2 separate regions of the Homo sapiens genome follow, and region 1 is linked to region 2. Evidence: chromatin loops called from intact Hi-C (ENCODE). Cell type or tissue: IMR-90. All regions are shown on one strand.

Region 1 (5,000 bases), 120 kb after region 2:
AACACATTATGTACAAAGGGAAAAAAATATGAACAACTGCAGACTTTTTGTCAAGAAGTAGGCAAGCAGAACACAGTGGTATAACATCTTCAAAGATTTGAAGAAAATTGTAAGCCTAGAATTCTATAGTATGTAAAATTATCTTAGCAAATGAAGATTTAATAAAGATATTTTCAGACCAAAAGAACAAAAATTAAAAGCTGAAAAGAATTTATTGTCATCAGTCAGGCACAAAAAGAAATATTAAAGGAAATATTCAGGCAGAATGAAAATTAGAAACTAAAATCTATAGGAAAGAATGAAAAATGCTGCAAATAGTAAACATGTGGATAAATGTAAAGTCTTTTAAAATTATTTTTCTCATTTGCCAATTTCTTTAAAATATAATTGTTCAAGCAAAAATAATAGCAATGTATCTTGGGGTTTATAACACGTACAAGTAAAATGTATGACTATAATAGCAAAAAGGTTGGAATGGGGAAAATGAAAATACACTACTATAATATTCTTACACTATATATAAAGTGTTATAGTATTATTGTTGGAAGATAGACTAGAGTAAGTTGAATATGGGTACTCCAAACCTTAAAACAGCCATTAAAAAACAAAAAACAAATCCAAGAATTAGCGCTAATAAACCTTAAAAGTGAAAGAACAAAGTAAAATATACCATTTAGGCCTAAGCAGAAGAAAGCTAAAACAGCTATATTAATTTCAGATGAAGGTCATTTTTAGAATGAATGAAAAATGTTACCAGGAATAAAGATGGACATTTTATAATCATAAAGGTATTTATTCATCTAGAGAATGTAATCCTAAATGTTTGCATATCTAATAAATATACAAATACATTAGAATTCTAAAGTATATGAAGCAAATATTAATGGAACTGAGAAAAGAAATATAAAAATCCAAAATTATAGTTTAAAGATTTTAGAAGTTTTCTCTCAGCAACTGATGGTAGAACGATCATACAGAAAATCAATAGGTTATACAAGATGTGGACAACACTATCAACCAACTTAATCTAACAGATATTTATAGTATACTCTCTCACACAACAGTAGAATACACAATTTTTCAGGTAAACACTTAGCATTTACAAAATAAACTATATTCTGGGCCATAAACATGTCTCAGTACATTTTTTAAAGATTAAATTTGTATAAAGTGTGTTCTCTGACCACAAGATAATTAAACTAGAAATTAATAACAGAAAGATATTTTTTAATCCCCACATCTTTAGAAATTTAAAAAGCTGCTTCCAAATAACCCATGGGTCAAAGAAGACATCACATGGAAAATTTACAAGCATTTTTAACTTAATGGAAATGAAAATACATAATATTAACATTTATGGGAGGCAGCTAAAGCAGTGCTTACAGGAAAATTTATAGCATTGTATGATTATATTAGAAAAGAAGTTCTGAATCAATGATCTAAGCTTCCATCTTAATATGCTAGAAGGAGAATGCAAGTTAAACCCAAATAAAAGAGAAGAAGACAATAATAAAGGTAAGAGCAAAGGAAAACAGAAAAACAATAAAATAAATGAAGCTAAGTCCCAGTTTTTAGAAACAACTATTCCCAGCCCAAGATAGCCAAATGAATTCAACATCCTATAGAGTGCAGTATCAAATCATCTTCATACGAGCATTATTATTAAATACAAAAACATCCTCGGTCATAGGGAGACAACATTCTTACTAGAAAACATTTTTCTTCCTGTTCACAGAAAACCTGGCAGATATAAGAAGACTCTCTCTACCTAGCCTGACAGCAAAGTGTGGTGATTAGGCAAATGAAGCTGTATTTAGAACACTACTCTGCTAAGTATGAGTTGAGAGGAAAAGCTCAGTCTGCACCAGACCCATGTCAGCAATAAGTCTTTGCCAGTAAAATTTGAAATGAAACATAAAAGTCAGTTTTGGTTTTTTATCTTAGACACAAAGTTGAAAAAAATATTACCCTCAGCCTCTGTGCAAAGAAAGCTTCTTGCTTTGAAAACAACTTAGAGAGATGTTACATTTGTCTCATTTATTTTTTAAAACTGAGAGAAAGTTTTCATTTCACAACATTATCCCCCTTTCCAAATACAAAACACAGCATGATAAACATTAAGAAAAGTATACTATCATGAGAACAACTGATGTTGTAGTTGTAAGAACCTTGCAGACGATCATGGTAAAGTGATCAGATGTCTTAGGTTTCATTGTCATCAGCTGCTGTGGTGACTAAGTGTTCAAAACTGTTGGTCCTCCTCTAGAACAAAATAACCTTTTTTCACACATGCTATTTTAGATCTTTCCGTTAAATACTGCTTGTGAAATGACTTATTATCAGATACTCCAGATGTAATTCCTTTCCTGACCACACATAGTTTACTCTGAAAAATGCTGTAAAGAGCAAATTCATTGAATCTATATTTCTTCAGTTGAAAAAACCAAGCTGTTACAATTTCTCAGTGATGTGTGGTGGTTGCATCTGTAACAGTTCATAACCAAAGGAAAATTTGGCAGCTCAGTGGTTGCACAATTCATACTTAACCATTGGATAAATTAAGTATTTTAGTCTTGAATTCCAGTGTGGCCTAAGGAATGTTAGTTGTCTTTTTTTCCAAAACTGTGGTATACATACAACCTAGTTAAGTCCCTTACACAGGGCTTAGTCATTATCCCCTGTATATTTGGAGAATGTTTTGTGTGTGGCAAATTAGTGTAAAGTCATCTTTGTTTGGTTTCTTCCAAGCTGTAATTCATTAAATTCTCTATCAGTGAGCTGTTCCACTTCTTCAGTCTGGGAAAAGTCTTTTTCAGACAGTCATCTATAATTTTGGCCATTCCTCTTCTTTGCATTAGTACAATTTAATAAGTCATGAAACACCACAGAGGGGTACATCCACACCAAGCAGCTTCAAAGCCAGAAAGACTATGACAAGCTTTCCTTGGACTCTTTTCCGCTCTCTATTCCAGATCCCATGGCTTTCCATGCTAGGAACCTAGCAATGGCACCATTAACTCCTGAAAGGAAAAGTCCTCCTGTCAACCTGAGAAATTACCCAAAAATACCCTTTGCTAAAAAATTCTAATTGCTTTCTGTAGTCCAATACACAATTTGACATGCCAGGAGACCATGTTGCAATATCTTTTGAGGCTGAAAGAAGGAAACTCAATGAAAGAATTCTACATGAGGTGTCAATGTATCACTAATGTGAATAAATCAAATTAAATATTTCAAGAATGGGGGTCTTATGGTTAAAAATAGTATTAAAAATAAACATTAACGCATGAAACATAAACTTAGATTTTTAAAGTTTTGAATATTTATAAAATTGGATGCAAATAGCCAAATTAATTATGTAATGAAATTATATAATATCAAATGATGTAGTTGCATTAATCTGGGTTATATTACCAAAAACTAGGAAGCAATTATAAGAATGAGAAATGGGTTAGGGAAAGAATAAAAATATGCAGTATTCTTTAAAACACTCCTTTCAGTCTTGACATCAGAAAGAACTTTAGAGACCTTTAACTTAAAAGCGTGCTTTGAAGTTTAAAGGCATCACAAGAACAGTTTCAAATGCAATAAGAATTCTGGCTCAAGAGGACTCTGGGTAGTAATTCCAAAATCATCCTCTCAACTTCTCACTAAATAGCTTCTGAAAACAAAAATAAATAAAAATTCTTGATAACACTGAAAACAAAGGCTGAAAGACAGTCAGAATCTGGGAGGATTTAGTATTAGCTAAAAGACAGTTGGCAGAACTATAGTTTCTGACACACTCTCACTTTATGCAACAAAATTTCTAAAAATTAATAGATAGATGTTTCATGCCTCTATCACCATACATTCACATCTCAGCATTCCAGAACTGATAGCAACTGGGACACTGCAAGTATCTCTCCCTACCATTTAAAGATGCTTTCTAAACCAGAGTATACTTTGCCCAACTCCAGATACTGAAAACTCCTGGAAAACAATCAGGCATGAAATCAAAGAAAATTTCTGAATGCAGCACATCTTCTGAGGCAAGCAGTACCCATACATAAAGAGCTTGGGTAAGAAAGAATGGAGGTGCAATGCATCACTATAATATAATTTGTCAGACACTGTTATAAGTTCAGATGAACAAGAAACTAATTAGTAGGTGAAAGGATAAAGAAAAAGACTCAGCAAGAATAGAGCAGAGATATATTCTACAAAATCAACCTATATAGTAATTGGTGACTAATTCAAGAGATGTGGAGATTAAATATGGCTTAAAGCTATAGATTTGAACAGTGGTGAGAATACAGTGGGATAACTATGTAACCCAAATGGTTCCACCAAGTTACACAATGGGTGGGGAAGGGGGAAGACTAAGAAGAAAGCAATATAGGATGTTAGCAAGATGGTGGAATAAGAGGTTCCAACCCATATCGCCTTCAAGAGAAACACCAAATTTCTCAACCAATCACAGACTAGAATATCTTTGTTAGAGCCTGTATTAGTCTGTTTTCACACTGCTATAAAAATACTACCTGAGACTGGGTAATTTATGAACAAAACAGGTTTAATTGACTCACAGTTTCACATGGCTGAGGAGGCCTCAGGAAACTTACAATCATGGTGTAAGGTTAAGGGAAAGCAAGGCACTTTCTTCGCAAGGTGGCAGGATAGAGAGAGAGAGCATAGGGAACACTACCACTTTTAAACCAGTAGATCTTGTGAGAACTCCTTGCTATCATAAGAATAGCATGGCAGAAACCACGCCCATGATACAATCATCACCCACCAGGTCTCTCCCTCGACATGTGGGGATTACAATTGGATTATAATTTTGGGTGGGGACACAGAGCCAAACCATATTATTCCACGCCTAACCCCTCAAAAATTTCATGTCCCTTTCACATTTCAAAGTCAATCATGCCTTCCCAACAGTCCCCCAAAGTCTTAACTCATTTCAGCAGTAACTCAAATGTTGAAGTCCAAAGTCTCATCTGAGACAAGCAAAGTCC
Region 2 (5,000 bases):
GCATGTAGCCCTCCTCCAGCAGGACCTTAATAAAACTTCCCTCCAGCCCCTGCCTCTTTGCAGGCAGCCTCTTCTCTGCTGTCCTGCCTGTTGCAATCTTGCCACGTATTTTCATACTTTCTCTAATAAATCTGCTTTTCTTTACCTACAACGGTCTTGGTAAATTCCTTTACTGTCTGCACCACTTGCCCCAGATAGTTACTACCCATGACAAAAAAGACTAGAGAGCAGGTTATGAACAGTACTGAAGGTGGCTTAAATCATATGAGTAACGTTCCTTAAGAAAACTGGAAAAATACATTTTCACACAAATGTAAACTATTTTATTAATGTACTTAGTTTGAAAATACTCTTTTCATAATTAAATATAATACATAAAATCCCCACTTAAATGTTCTAAACTTACTATTTTAACTTAGGACCATTTTTTAGTAAACCTCTTTTAATGTTGCTTCACTTAAATCGTTTGTTTCTTTTTCTCCAGATGTTATGCTTCAAGTAATTGCAAAGATGTCATATTAAATTAGCCCCCTGTTTCAAAAGTGAAAACGTCCAGTGAGCAAAGACAAATGTTTATGGCAAATTGGTTAGTAAAATGCTGTCTCATGAGAACTGGACATTAAGCTGGAAACATTTAACATCTCCTTGGTCAATCTCAATTCTTCCTTCAGTCACTAAAAATTATTTTTAGTTTAATCACAACTCATCACACTGTACACATTGAGACTGCTACTTTACTCCTTTAATTAAAAACAAAAACAAGTAAATATATTTTTATTTGGCTTTGCTAAAAGAAACTGGTTTAGTTCTATCACTGTGTATCAGAATTCTACTTCAATCTCAGTGATTATAGTTTCTTGTCATTGAATCAGACTGTAGTGATTCTCAACCATAGATTTCAAAAAAATGCTTATAAATTAATGTAAATAAAGTGCTTAAAATAGTGTCAGAAATAATGCCTTATATAGTAAGAGCTATATAAGTACTTGCTATTATTACTACAGACCCCCTGGGCTCCACTGAAGACTAACTAAATCCAAATCTATGTGATTGCAGTGAGCAATCAGCATTGAGAAACATTGATCATACCATGTGCCAATGAAGCAAATTTAACAGCTTAAATGTCAGAAAACCTGACCAGCATCAATCTATGTACCACTGATTTAAAAAAAAAATCTACCATTTTCTAGGCACTGTGCATGCCAAAGACATTGAAAATGACTAAGACAATCTTTTCCCTCAAGCAAGTAGCAATCAGTTAGATTAAATAGACCATGGCCCAATAAATACAGAGTAATTCTTTAAGGGTAAGAATAGTGATATTAACTAAGGGTGTGGGCCAAAGAAAGCATCAGTCAATTCTACTTGATAAAGTAAGGAAGGCTCCCAAGGAGAGAGAAATTTGAAGTGACCCTGAAAGGATTAATGAAGTTGCATTGGGTGGAAAATGGAGGGAAAGACACAGAAAGAAAGGGAAATCACATAGTGTTTAAGAATTATTAAGTAAAATTTTAAGCAGAAGATGTGATGAGGGTGAAGCTGCATAGATTAGAAGGGCTTGAAAACTGGGCCAAGAAATTGTGATGTTTTTCTGTAGGCAAAGGGGAACCAAAGACACATTTTAAGAAAAGGAGTAATATGATCATATCTGCAACTTATATCTCTCTGTCTTCATGTATCAAGAGCAGCAATAAACACACCCATACAGACTTAGGCCCTCACACGATTGTGCTAGATAGACAGAACCTGGGTTTGAACCTCAGCCCATCTCATTTACATGACAGAGCTCTAGCCTAAAATATAAGAAAGCAAAGCAAGTCGGACGTTCTTAGTTTTGTGGAACTTGAAAATCTAGATCTTCCAGTCATTTAAGAAGAGGATGAACCAAAAAGCCTTCCAAGGACCCTTAACTGTCAACATTGGCTAAAAATTTCTCCTTTCTAAAGGGAAAATAATGAAAACTGTATTCTCCAGAAAATCATAGATCTCTTTATGCTGTGAGGAAAGTTTTAAAGACACAGCAAGCATAATATTGCCAGGAAAAAAATAATCTAGGATATTCTTGGATGTTGTCTCCAGATGTTGAGTTTTAATTCTACCCTGATTTAAACAGTGAACTATTAAAATATGGAAAATATGACTATAATTTATGTTCTTCCATCTAAAGACTCAGGGGATTTCTTATTTTGTTATTAGAAGGGAGCAAAGCTATTGTTTTAAGTATGACAAAAGCCCACATCTGCTCTTGTGCAAGTTACTCCTGGCTGCATCAGGCTTTCTAAGCATTGACTGTGGATGTGCGTGCAGCCGCACCCTCTCCTGGAATTCCTATTGGTCTCCTCCTTGTCCTAAGCTGCTGCTCAGAAGCTCACCGTAAAGGAAACTATGTTGCTGCCATTTGACGTCAAAGCGCATCGATAACTGATTCAGTAATTGGCAACTACTCCTCTATCAATGTGTATGCACATGGAGACTTGGACTGTCAGATAAGGGTAAGTGACTAAATTTTTATCATTGCAATATGCACTGCTAAAGATAAATAGTGTTTACTGGCCCTCTAAAAGAGTAGTCTTGACTTGGAAAAGGAAAATGGTTTCATCTGATCTTAACATGTAAACACTCAGAATAAACCTCAGCAGAAATGCTCACTTTCAGAGTTTTAGACAAGGCTATTCCAAGGCCAGAAATTTATTTCTGCATACAGCAAAGGCCAGTTTCCTGTTTCATGCTCTATATACAGACATCCTCAACAAATAATACCTGATGGAGATCCCTGTCTGTTTCTGAGAAACAAAGTGTTAAGACTGACATGGGTCAGTGAAATCATTTTTTGCTCTAGATCATGCCCAAGAAGAAGAGGATATTAAGTCTCTCTCCCAGGATTTGAAATCTGTCCTGAATCCGTGGCCCAAGCAGATGCTGGTATGCTGCTTGGTATTTGGGGATTTCTTGCTGATGAATATGATATTTGCTTGGCTGCAAAGAGAAACCAGAGAAAAATAAAGAAGTGCTTTTGTTGGTAACATATTGTGGGTTCAGAATGGTGCTTTAGTGACTCACTTGAAAAAAAATGTGGTAGGAAACTAAATTCAACCCCATGACAGAGTGCTATGGCTTTTGTTTAACAATAACTCCAGCCAACTCACTGATGAAGATGCTTTTTATATAGGCTGGTTTTACATGATTCCAAAATATCTAGTAAATTTAATTCTAAAATTTAGCTCAATAATCTGGCTATTTTGCTTGAGAAATGTTAAACCTGAAGTAAACTGCTTTGGACAAATAATATATAAAACAAACATTCTGAGTAACAGATTAATTGATTAATGAATAGTGGCCTGAAATTTTGGGATGCTTTGGTGTTGTATTAGTCTGTTCTCACATTGCTATGAAGAAATACTCAAAACTGGATAATTTATAAAGGAAAGAAGTTTAATTGACTCACAGTTCTGCATTGCTGGGGAGGCCTCGGAAAACTTACAATCATGGCGGAAGGCAAAGAGAAAGCACCTTCTTCACAGGGAAGCAGGACAGAGTGAGTGCAAGCAAGAGAAATGCCAGACGCTTATAAAACCATCAGATCTTATGAGACTCACTCACTATCACGAGAACAGCATGGGGGAAACTACCCCCATGATCTAATTACCTATACCTCATCCTGCCCTTGACACACGAAGATTATGGGGAGTATAAGGATTATAATTCAAGATGAGATTTTGGGTGAGGACACAGCCAAACCATGTCAGGTTTTTTATAAACAGATTTATACAGCTGACTCTTCCTGGAACCCACCACCTTATTATCATCTCTGCTTCTTGGCCTCTAGGTTAGACAATATATTTCTCAACCAGAACAGCCCCATTGTCACTGGAATGGAGGAGGAGCTGGGTAGGAGGGTATAAGTGACCATCTCAGAGCCATGACCTCCCTCACTGAGGCATTCTGTCACTCACTTAGTTTGTTTTTGGTCTTGTTAAAATCGCTTTATTAGAGTCTTCATTATGGTCTGACGTTTTTCTTTATATTAATGCATCTTCCACAGCCACAATTCATGACATCTGCATTTCTATCTGCACACTTACCCACCTCTGTTACCTTCATCTGATAGAGCATTTTATTCCATCTTCATCTTTCAAACATTATTCAGATTTTAAGGTCAAGCTCAAAGCTATTTCTTCTATAAAGAAACGTATGCCTTCCCTCTTGTTTCATGCAATGGTTCCATTAAAACTATATTTATAGTTTTATTATAGCACATTCTGACTGTGTTATGATTCTTTGTGTCCATGTCTGTGCCACCACTAAATTGTTAGCTCCTTGAGCACTGCACTTCTGTTTACTCATAGGGACCCATTCCTCTTCAATTTCATATTTCTATACCAAGCTCAGTTATTCAGCTAGTAGGTAACACATTTTTTAATTTGATGATGCCCACATCCTTCAAATAAATGTATCAGATGACAAAGTGGTGTGGGGGTAGTGGGAAAGAAAGAAGGAAATGAGGGAAAACAAAGAAAGAGACAATGTCAAATTGGAAATTCAACCTGATTTAACATCTAATACATAATTACTCATGTTGGCAAACACCATAAGGAAAAACTCAAACATGATCACTCCACATGTTTTCCTTTAATGTATTTATTCATGCACAAACAATATCAAGGTTTCCTATGATTAAAACATGGATGTTTCTACTTGGCTTCCTTTTGGACACACTGCTTCAGAACAAACCAAGTCTGATTAATAAAGTAAATCTTCTCACTATGCCTTAACAATAACCCCATCCCTTGTTTTAAAACAATAATTTGCTGTCTAAATACTATACTTCCCTCAAGGAAATGAAAGGAGAAGACAGAGCCAGTGCACACTAATATAAAACAGCACCACAAGTTAAAATACAATTCACATCAGCATGGAAATTACTGAGTGGGTGGTTACTGCTACAAAATAAAAGGACATAGTAATCAGAAATGAACTACCTATACCATAGGAGTGAAACT

The links. Peaks named below come from ENCODE experiments on the same cell type or tissue, not always from the same donor. Only the 100,000 strongest peaks of a DNase experiment are listed, where the experiment ranks them.
Region 1: it touches region 2 in a loop (6-fold over the local background); 3 of 110 quality-filtered maps call a loop at or near these places.

What each region holds. Positions count from the first base shown.
Region 1 is chr6:80,422,858-80,427,857 of GRCh38, reverse strand. It overlaps a transcript of BCKDHB not described here. Among named protein-coding and RNA genes, the nearest start is that of BCKDHB, 320 kb to the right of the region's middle. In IMR-90, a CTCF peak has its summit at 2,370; a DNase peak (open chromatin) is centred at 2,577; H3K27ac peaks cover 975 bases.
Region 2 is chr6:80,546,022-80,551,021 of GRCh38, reverse strand. The region is part of intron 1 of LOC112267962 (a long non-coding RNA gene); the gene reads right to left. It overlaps LOC105377869 (a long non-coding RNA gene), which reads left to right and starts at 2,345. Exons shown (of 3, transcript XR_942720.3): 1 at 2,345-2,492. RefSeq lists an enhancer at 1,973-3,172. In IMR-90, no CTCF peak of the experiment used is centred here; a DNase peak (open chromatin) is centred at 3,021; H3K27ac peaks cover 1,157 bases.